Linked DNA regions of Homo sapiens: region 1 is linked to region 2. Evidence: read pairs that join two places in POLR2A ChIA-PET (ENCODE). Cell type or tissue: Panc1. All regions are shown on one strand. Links, peaks and the distances in the headings refer to the core of each region. The heading gives the core; the rest is flanking DNA. Region 1 has its middle 5.6 kb from the start of USP8. Region 2 overlaps HDC (histidine decarboxylase).

Evidence for each region. Peaks named below come from ENCODE experiments on the same cell type or tissue, not always from the same donor. Only the 100,000 strongest peaks of a DNase experiment are listed, where the experiment ranks them.
Region 1: POLR2A ChIA-PET joins it to region 2 with 14 read pairs; 2 of 35 experiments call an interaction of 5 or more read pairs at or near these places.

Annotation. Positions count from the first base shown.
Region 1 is chr15:50,416,103-50,421,479 of GRCh38, forward strand. It overlaps the pseudogene AHCYP7. Among named protein-coding and RNA genes, the nearest start is that of USP8, 5.6 kb to the right of the region's middle. In Panc1, for the core only: no CTCF peak of the experiment used is centred there; no DNase peak of the experiment used is centred there.
Region 2 is chr15:50,248,997-50,254,373 of GRCh38, forward strand. HDC (histidine decarboxylase) reads right to left here. Exons shown (of 12, transcript NM_002112.4): 6 at 5,134-5,277; 7 at 4,604-4,670; 8 at 3,616-3,778; 9 at 3,434-3,524. Among named protein-coding and RNA genes, the nearest start is that of HDC, 14 kb to the right of the region's middle. RefSeq lists an enhancer at 3,054-3,555. In Panc1, for the core only: no CTCF peak of the experiment used is centred there; a DNase peak (open chromatin) is centred at 2,225.

The DNA.
Region 1 (5,377 bases), core at 176-5,175, 170 kb after region 2:
GATTACATTTAAACATACACACACACACACACACACACACACACACACACCCCAAGCCATGCTTCAGCCAATCATAGAGCCAACTACCAGCCAATGACAAACAGCCAGCCAGCTGTTAGTTATATAACTAGGGACTTTCACTGGATCATACCTAAGCAAGGCAAATGCCTAGCTGTAGCCAATGAAGTAACTTCTTTACTTTTGCCTCCATGTTCAGCCTATAAGCATGCTGCTGCTCATGCTGTTAAAGTGGAGCTCTCTGAAGTTATTCTTTTTTTTTTTTTTTTTTTTGAGACAAAGTCTTGTGCTGTCACCCAGGCTGGAGGGCAGTGGCACAATCACACCTCACTGCAGACTTGACCCGGGTCCAAGCCATCCTCCCACCTCAGCCTCCCAAGTAACTGGGACTACAGGCATGCACCACCATGCTGGGCTATTTTTTTTTTTTTAACTTTTTGGTAGAGACAAGGTCTCACCATGTTGCCTAGGCTCGTTTTGAATTCCTAGGCTCAAGCGATCCTTCCACCTCAGTTTCCTAAAGTATTAGAATTACAGGCATGAGCCACTGCACCCAGCCTTGAACTTATTCCAATTTTGAGTGCTGCCTCATTCATGAATCCTTTATTGCTCAAATAAGCGTTAAATTTATTTTATGTGAAGGCTTTACCAGTGGTAATCATTGTCTTTAGGCAATAAAAAACAGATGGATAGAAAAGAATAAATGCTCAGTAAAGAAACCACAGGATACTTATGCTTTGGCTAAAAAAAAAAATTGGAATGAAAATTTTTATACAATGTTGCTAATTGTATCATATGAATAAAAGCTATGATTTTTAAATAAATTACTAACATTATTCACTTCTTGCATTATTCTGGATAAACATATTTTAGTGACCTACAAAGCCCTACGTAATCTCTGCTCCATTCCCTTCCCACCCATCTGAGATCATCTCTTATCATGATCCCACTCATTCACTCTATGCCAGCCATATGGCCTCCTTGCTGTTCCTCCAGCACACCCACCTTTTCCTGCCTCACTGCCTTCACCTGTGCTGCTCCCACTGCCTGGTTGCTCTTCTCCCACATGTATCCATGGCTTGTTCCCTCTCTTCACCAAAGGCTCTATGGAAATGTCACTTTCACAGGGAGTCCTTCCCTGACTATCCCATTACAAATACCACTGTTGCCCTGCCCAGTGCTGCCGGCCCTGTGCCTGTCCCCGGTTTGAGGCTTGGTCCCCTTTTCCCGTGTCCATCATTCTGTGCAGAAGCACCGCCAGAATGTCTCATTAACTACTCTACGAGGTTGCTGACATTGGTTTGGCCGCCTGGGGATGCAAGGCCCTGGACACTGAGGAGAACAAGAAGCCAGGCCTGATGCACGTGTAGGAGCTGTACTCAGCCTCCAAGCCACTGAAGAGCGTCCGCATCACTGGCTGCCTGCACATGACTGTGGAGACAGTCGTCCTCACTGAGACCCTCCTTGTCCTGGGTGCTGAAGTGCAGTGGTCCAGCTGCAACATCTTCTCCACCCAGGACCATGCAGCAGCTGCCATTGCCAAGGCTGGGATTCCAGTGAACGCCTGGAAGGGAGAAACGGAGGAGAAGTACCTTTGGTGCACCAAGCAGACACTGTACTTCAAGGACAAGCTCCTCAACATGATTCTGGACATCACTGGGGGCCTCACCAACCTCACTCACACTAAGTACCCACAGCTCTTGTCGGGCATCAGAGACATCTCCGAGGAGACCATGACTGAGGTCCACAACCTATACAAGATGATGGCCAATGGGATCCTGAAGGTGTCCACCATCAACGTTAATGATTCTGTCACCAAGAGCAAGTTTGACAACCTCTATGGCTGCCACCAGTCCCTCCCCAGATGGCATCAAGTAGGCCATAGGTGTGATGATTGCCAGCAAGGTAGCTGTGGTAGCGGTCTATGGTGATGTGGGCAAGGGCTGTGCCCAGGCCCTGCAGGGATTCGGGGCTCACGTCATTATCACCGAGATCGACCCCATCAATGCACTGCAGGCTGCCATGCAGCGCTATGAGGGGACCACCATGGACAAGGCCTGTCAGGAGGGCAACATCTTTGTCACCACCACAGGCTGTGTTGACATCATCCTTGGCTAGCTGCCCAACAGGCACTTTGAACAGATGAAGGATGATGCCATCGTGTGTAACACTGGACACTTTGACGTGAAAATCGATGTCAGGTGGCTCAACAAGAATGCTATGAAGAAGGTGAACATCAACTCCAGATGGACTAGTACTGGCTAAAGAATGGGCGTGGCACCATCCTGCTGGCTGAGTGTCAGCTGGTCTACCTGGGTTGTGCTATGGACCAACCCAGCTTTGTGATGAGTAACTCCTTCACCAACCATGTGATGGTGCAGATTGAGCTGTGGACCCACTCAGATAAGTACCCCATTGAGGTTCACTTCCTGCCCAGGAAGCTGGATGAGGCAGTGGCTGAAGCCCATCTGGGCAAGGTGAACATGAAACTGACCAAGCAGACTGAGAAGCAGGCCCAGTACCTGGGCATGTCCTGTGATAGTCTCTTCAAGCTGGATCACTACCACTACTGAGAGCCAGGCCTGTCCTTCACCTTCCAGCTGTCGTCCTTGCCCAGGCCCCGCCTCTCCTCCCTAAGAGCAAATGGCACCAACTTTGTGATTGGCTTGCCAGTATTCCCCATCGACTCCCTGGGGCTGGTCACTCATCCCTCATGCTTTTCCAAGTGTGGCAAAGGGAATTGAGAGGACCCTCCTCAAGCCCTGATCATGATGGAGGTACAAGGGAGGCAACCACAGGGAACCATAAGCTCAGTGGTCTTGGAACTGCTCACTAAGTCAGTCCTTCCTTAGCCTGGAAGTTGGTAGTGGAGTCACAAAACCCATGTATTAATACTTTACCATCTAGGCCTTCACCTGGTCTGTGGACTTATACCCCTGTGCTTGGTTTACAGGCTCAGTGGTTCCTCAGCCCATGACAGATGAGAAGGAGCTATATTGAAGGGCAAGGAGGAACTGTTTGAATTTTCCTGAGAGCCTGGCTTAGTGATGGGCCTTCTCTTAAACCTCATAACAATGAGGTTGGTACTTTTAGTCCTTGTTTTACAGGGGTTAGAATAGACTGTTAAGGCACAACTGAGAAAAGACAGAGAAGTAACAGCCAGAGGTTGAGAGGGGCCATTAAAACGTAAAAGCATAGATCTGCCACCACTTTGTAACAAGATGGTTTCTATCACAACCCCAGAAAATAATTTGGCTTATGTTTATATAATGTTTAAAGAAAGCAACAAGGTGGGTACATAAAAATCTTAGTGCCAAAACACACACACACACACACACACACAATCACTGTTGGCCAGGCACAGTGGCTCACACCTGTAATCCCAGCACTTTGGGAGGCCTAGGCAGGAGAATCACTTCAGCCAGGAGTTCAAGACCAGCCTGAATGACAAGGTGAAACCCCATCTCTACAAAAAATACAAAAATTAGTTGGGGATAGTGGTGCATGTGTATAGTCCCAGCTACTAGAGAGGCTGAGGTGGGACGGTCACTTGAGCCTGGGAGATTGAAGCTGCAATGAGCCATGAACATGCCACTGTACTCCAGCTTGGGCAACAGAGCAAGACCCTGTCTCAAAAACAACAATAACAACAACAACAACAAAACCCACAAACAAACAAAAACCACTGTCCTTGCTAGTCCTTTATCCTGTTTTATTTTTCTTCTAACACTTCTAGCACTTAACAACACCTGACATAGTCTACGTGTATTTGCTTATTGTATGTCTCCTCGACTAGAATGTAAGTCAGCTCCGTGTTGAGCAGGAATTTTATATTGTGAATCTAAAACAATGCCTGGCATAGAACATGCATTCAGTAAGTACTTGTTAAATGAATGGAAGATGAACCAGATTTTGGACTACTGCTTATGCTGGATGGCATGTAAATTGAAGCTGTGATCAAATACAGGCCATGCCTCTAAACAGCTGATGACCGCTTAGATTCTAGGTGCCATAGATACTGCTGCCTGGTTTGTTACAATACTTTTTTTTTTTTTTTTTTGCTTTTACTCTTTACTATTATTCATTACTGGATGGTGGGTGAGGGGAAAAATACAGAATACATGCCCTAGTCCAGTGCTGTCCATTAGAGCTTTCTTTAATAATGGAAGTAGCCTGTATCTGCTGGTCAATAAGGTAACCAATAGTTACCAGGGGCTGTTGAGCACTTGAAATATGGATATTTTGACTGAACTGAATTTTTAATTTTACAACTAGCTGTGGTTACTAGTTACTGTATTTAGCAGCCATACTCAACAATCCTATAGGTCTATCTTAATTACTTTTATAGGAATGAAGAGTATTATAATTATTTCTCAATTATATATATTTGGTTTTAATTTCTACAGAGGAAGAGGACAACAAAGTTTTGTGAACTATTATTCATATAAGTTTGTAGTTGTTTAAGGAAAAGACTTCACAGAGAACAGGGCAGAGAGTAACACAATATCTGATTTCCAAAAAATTCAATCAAACTTTGATATGGATTTGGTCAAATCATTGTTTAATGGCCTCCTTAACATTATTATTAAACTGATTTATATAATTTGCTTTTTACTAATCAAATACATTGTTTTAAATCTTAATTATTTTTTATTATAAAAGTAATACACATTCAGTGTAACAAGTTCAAATAATCTCTCAGGTGGATAAAATACGGACATCCACCACACTGTACCTACCAAGATGCCCATACCCCAAAGATGATTGCTGTTAAACATTTAGAGTGCCTTTCCTGACTTTTTTGTCTAAGCACCTTTAAAAACCAATACTTTTGGTTTTCAGTGATAGCTCTGAATCCCCTTTAGGCATAGAGTGTGGGAAATTATATTTCTGCAGCAAACTCAGGCTCTGCAACATCAAGTGTGGATTCACTGGAAATTATTTGAAGTAACACTTAGAGATCATAGTAGCCAAAAAATGTTGGGAAATTAAAAAGGGGTTTTTAAAAATTAATTATCGTTATTATTATTTTTTTCAAAGAGACAGGGTCTTCACTCCATCACCCAGGATGGAGTTCAGTGGCGGAATTACAGCTCACTGAAGCCTCAAACTCCTGGGTGCAACCAATCCTCCTGCCTCAGCCTCCCAAGTAGCTTGGACTACAGGCATGCACCAACTGTGCCAGGCTAATTTTTTAATATTTTGTAGGGATAGGGTCTTGCTATGTTGCCCAGGCTGATCTCAAACTCCTGACCTCAAGCAATCCACGCACCTCAGCCTCCCATAGTGCTGGGATTACAGGAGTGAGCTCCCACACCCAGCTGAAAAAGGTTTTTGTGGAGGGAGTATGATCAGGAGA
Region 2 (5,377 bases), core at 143-5,142:
ACAGTAGCATTTCTGTCTAGAGCCAAGATGACCCCTATTTAACCTTACACTGCCTTGTTCATTTTCCTGTGAGATTCCTGTGATCTGAGAGCCATCACTCCAGCTGTCAGATTTCAAATGAGCACCCAAATTTCTGCCGCTGTTAGATGAAAATTGACTCTTTGCTCCTGGTGGCCAAATTCAACAGAGCTTAAAGTTCAAGGTTGCAGTCACCATACATCTGAAAATTTCCAAATCAATTTCAGACTGATTTCTCAGATCTGAAAATAGAGCAGAGGATTTGGAAAACATTTACAGTTATTCTAATGAGTCACGTGGTTTCCTAATGACATCTCCCTCAAACGTCAGAAAGTTTCTACCACAATTTCTGTTGACTAAAAATAAATGTTTGTCCCACTGCGTATTTATCTGCCCATACACAAGATTATCAAATCCTCACAAATGTCCTCACCTTCACCCTTCACCCCAGTTTCCTGAGCCAGGCACAGTTGGGATGTTACCCCTTTGTTGATGGACAATGTTTCCCCAGCAGAAAACTACTAAGCCTTTGATTTCCAAGCAAAACTCTGTTGTGCTGGGGAGCAGCTTGGGGGCTTTTGTGCCAGCAGAAGGCATCAAAACCTGAAAATGGAACAAAATTGCTGTAACAAGGAAAGTGTCAACTCCACCTCTTGTCCAATGGACACTCCAAGAGAATAATGAACGGATGATAGGGATCATCTGTCAAAAGGTTCTGGTTTCCAGATAGTTATAGCCAATTTATTTCATATATAGAGAGAGCTACTTTATTTTACCAGCAAATAAACCAGGATAGGCAGAGGTGATTTTATTTTGATTTCTTCACAATCTTCCTTATTCCCAGTTGCTCCTTTTCTTGTCACTATTCCAAAACTGATCCATGCTGACTCAGCAGAGTGGTTCTAGCCAACATTTTCTGTTGGATCAAAAAATCTGGACGTATAAAGCCTGACAGGGCTCTTCTTTACCTTGAGGCATCTCCAGCCTCCTCTGTGTCCTTGTAAGGTCCTTGCAGGGCTCCCTTGCCAAGGCTAAGGTAACGCTCCCTCCACTGGTGCTCTCTGTCCAGTGAGAGGCAGAAAACAGGGAGCTTCTCCGCTGTCAGAGAATCTAGCCCTGATTTTAGGTGATTCCAGGACCCCAGGGGTTAAGCACCTAAGTCTTCTCTCCTGGGATGCTGCCCTGTTTCTGGCTCATCTCAGAGCAGGACTGAGCTTCTGTTCAAAGCTGCAGCCACCTGGGTGGGAAAGACATTGGGCCCAGGTGAGAGTAGCTCTGAGGACCCTCAGGATCATGAAAAAGATAGCAACTTCACTTTTCTAGGAGTTTCTTCATGGACTTGAAAATCAAATCCATAGGATTAAAGGTGGGGGAAGGGTAAGTGTAAGGCAGTGCCTTCTGGGTGGAGAGGTAAAAATAATAAGGTTCCCCAGAGCAGGGCTGGGAAGAGTTTACTCTAACATTTTTATGAGTTATCTGGAAGACAGAGAGCACTGTAAAATCTCCAAACTCCTAGGAATGAACCCCGGGAAGATCCTGAGGCACTGTGGTAAATGAATTTAAACGGTAACATGAAATTCAAAAGGGCAAGGGTGAATATAATGCTCCTCAGTTATGATGACCCAAATACACTCATAGGAGAATGGGCATCAATTCACACTCAGGAAGCAAACCTACAGTTATCCCTAAAGATATCTGACCCTTGGGCTGTTCTGGAATTTTTTTAATTTTTCATTAAAAATCTCTGAAAACCTACCAGAAAGAGCAGTGGAGATAAAGAACCATTATTTTTCTTTCTTTCTTTACCTCTAGAGGGTCTTCTGTCACCACCAGTAAGCCGTGAGGCTTACCGCTGCAATTCTAATCCAAAAGCTTCAAATATCTAAAGAGGGTGTGGACTGGTCCAAGGGAGAATAGCCAGTATAATCAAGTGATGACGAAGCTATTATTTTAAGACTAAAAGGGCAAGACACTTCAGTTGTCCAAGAAGATAAGATAAAACCATCTCTTCACAAGGAAGGATGCTTACAGGGGTCAGACACTGCTCTCAGCACTTCAGTGTATTAATTTGTATAATCCTCACAGCAAGCCTAAGAAGCCAGAACTGTGGTCATCAGCCTCATTTGACACAAGAGGAAATCTGGACACAGAGTTTAAGTCACTTGCCCGAGGTCACACAAGTTAGTAAACAGAAAGCCAGGACTCCAACACATGCCATCTGGCTTTAGCACCTACATGCCTAACCACTGTCCTAACAAATCTCTGCAGCTTCAAAGAAGAGCTTTCAGAAATACTATGCCTACCATATATTGAGCACTTGCCACACGGCTATTTTGCTAGGTGATCCACACGTGTTCCCATTTAAGCTTCACAATACCCTATGAATCAATGCCACTATTCTCATTTTACAGATAAGGAAAGCAAGGCTCAGAGAGGTCCAGTTAGTTTCCCAAAGGGCCACTGCTGGAATGGAATTCCAAACCAAGCTTGCCCCCACTCTGCTCTGCTGCCTCCGTTGGCCAGGTTATGTGTAATACATTCGTTTACATCCCTGTCTCCCCTACAAGTAAAGGAAGGGCTCATCCTCAAACTGCGGAGTCAATTTGTTAAGAACTCGTTTCCCTCAGGCAAAATACTGGCTGAGGATGTGGAATCAAGAGAGTTGAGGTTTGCTGGGCGCGGTGGCTCACGCCTGTAGTCCCAGATACTTGGAAAGCTGAGGCAGGAGAATCGCTTGAACCTGGAAGGCGGAGGTTGCAGTGAGCCAAGATGGCGCCACTGCTCTCCAGCCTGGTTGACAGAGCGAGACTCTGTCTCAGAAAAAAAAAAAGAAAGAAAGAAAGAAAGAAAACAAAAGAAAAGAGAGAGAGAGTGAGTTAGAGAGTTGAGGCGCAGTCAGTTGGGAAAGTCAGGAATGCTTGGAGGCTTCCAGAACCTCACACAAGTCCTGCAGCCCATCACTACCACAGAGCTGCCCCACAGCGCCTCTGTCAGGGACAAAAAAACAAAAGCGATTTCAGCAAGAAAGCTCTTTCCCCACCAGGGAAATTCTCCACCCTGCCCTGCTGCTGGGTAAGAAACAAAAAAGATGACCCGAGATGGAGGCAGAAGGAACTGGTCCACCTGTGGTAGGAAGAGCATTTCTGGGAATTAAAAAATGCCACAAATATTCAGGAAATGTGCACACTGCCTCAAAGGCTGGTCTCATTTTCTAGGGTTTTTAACCATTTTCTGGGTTTCATTCTATATACTTAGGCACAATTAGAAACCAAGGTATGCATTGGCAGTATTATGAGATGAGCTCATAGTGTGCTGCCTTCTGAAGGGAGCCACCGTACAGATTTTGGGGGGTCAGACGCCTACAGTTCCCACTGGCCACCCGAGCCCACCAGGCTGCCCGTCCCTGGCCACTCACCATGAAGTCGGTGGCCACGCCTGAGTTGGCATGCCTGAGGTAGATGGGATTCACACTGAAGGTCTGCTGCAGCTTGTACTTGTCCTTGACCCTGTGGGTTTCCAAATGGGCATTAGTGGCTGAGGTCTCTCCAGAGGAGGCAAGGCGTTCCTGCGTGCTCGGAGCTGGGCTGCTACACTCACCAGAACCCAGTACAGTCAAAATGCACCATCATCCACTTGGAAGGATTAAAGGTGAAGGAGTCGGCATACTCAATCCCCTTCAGAAACCCCCGGAACTCGGGGCACAGGAAGGCAGTGCCTGCATAAGCAGCATCGATGTGGAGCCACAGCCCCTCACGGGCACCTGAGGAGGCAAACATCACCTGGCCGGAGGGGAGGTATGAAGTGGGGAAAGATGTCTCGCACCTGGCCAAGCTGAGTGGTGGGCTGCAAGGATGATGTGCTTTGGCTAAATGAGAAACGGAGGGGTGTGGAGATGGGAGCAGGTGGAGTCAGTTTGAAGAAGTGGGGCTGAAGGAGGCATCATTACCTCCGAATGGGAAAGTCTACAAAGCCTCACCCTTGCCTTTTTCTTCCACTGGGTAAAGGGCCAGCACCCTCTTGGCCTCAGCCTAGAACATCCTGGCACAGAAATCAATTTCCCACCAGCACAGAGAGCAATGTCAGTGCACCGAATACAAAAGTTAGAGGGAAGGTATCTCTCTTTCCTAGTGGTTTCTTGCTTGGGGATTAAACAGTCCCATCTGGGTTTCCTCTCTGCCTTTAATCTCTCCCATGATTTCCCCTACCCTACCCTTTTCCTTTTCTGAAGGTAGAATAGAAAGCATTTCTATTCTAGCCTAATTCACACTGTATTTTGGATATAGCCTGCATTAAGTAAAGTTCAACATACAAGTAAGAGGATGAGAAAACCGAAGGCTCTCCTACTGTCGCCTCCTAGGACAGGAGGCAAGGTAGGCCACCTCTAACTCTTGTCACACCACTGGGAAAGGCAATGTCCAGGGATCCCTGGAAGAGACCCTCATGACCTTTGGTGGTTCTTCCCATGTCTCTGCATTGACCAAAGAGGAACAAGAATAATCCCATAGAGCTGGTTTCAGGTCCTTGCTTTAGGAGACATTTAAAAATGTATTCCTTGTCTTCCTAGCCACAGAGGGAAGATACTTACAGATGGGGCCCAGCTCTGACAGGCAGTCAAATGCACAGACCCCAGTGGTCCCTAGTGTTGCACAGACCTAGGGGAAAATTAAGGCAAGTTAACACAGGAGGGTGGGCTCGTGTGACACATTTGGCCTGAGAAAGATTTCACCACAGACGTGATCTACTCCCATCCATCCCACCAGAACAGTGTATATTTCAGACTGTGTTTTACCATGGCTCGTAAGAAACACATTTTATATAACAATCTAGTACATGTATACGTGTGTATTTGAAAAAAAAGTTTCATAAAACAATACATACTCTGGCTATATGTGTGCACTCTAATATTTTATACTATATTTCTTTTTAATGCTGGTTATGACCCACAAAATTTATTCCATAACACACCTATGGATAGCACCTCATGATGTGTAAAATACTGTATGGGAGGACCTTTCTGCTTTTGTGTGCAGCATGTTACTTACCTGAATTCTGCCAAAATTCCTTCCTCACATCCAAGTTCTATCATTCTAAGCTTAGGCATATATCCTGACTTACAAAGACGGGCACCAAGCCCCGCTGCTTGTCTTCCTCGATGGCCTTCTGAAGAGCTTCCCCTCGGAGTGAGAAGTTGTCATCCACAGGCAGAAATTTCATCTTCACAAGGGAAATCAAACCAGCCTTTTCCACAGAGGAGTGAGCCTAGAAGGGCCACAGAAACCTGTCAGCAAAGAGTCATCCTGGAATGATCACCCCCCAGAAACTGCTGAAGCCTAAGACTCGGGAACCAAATATGATCATT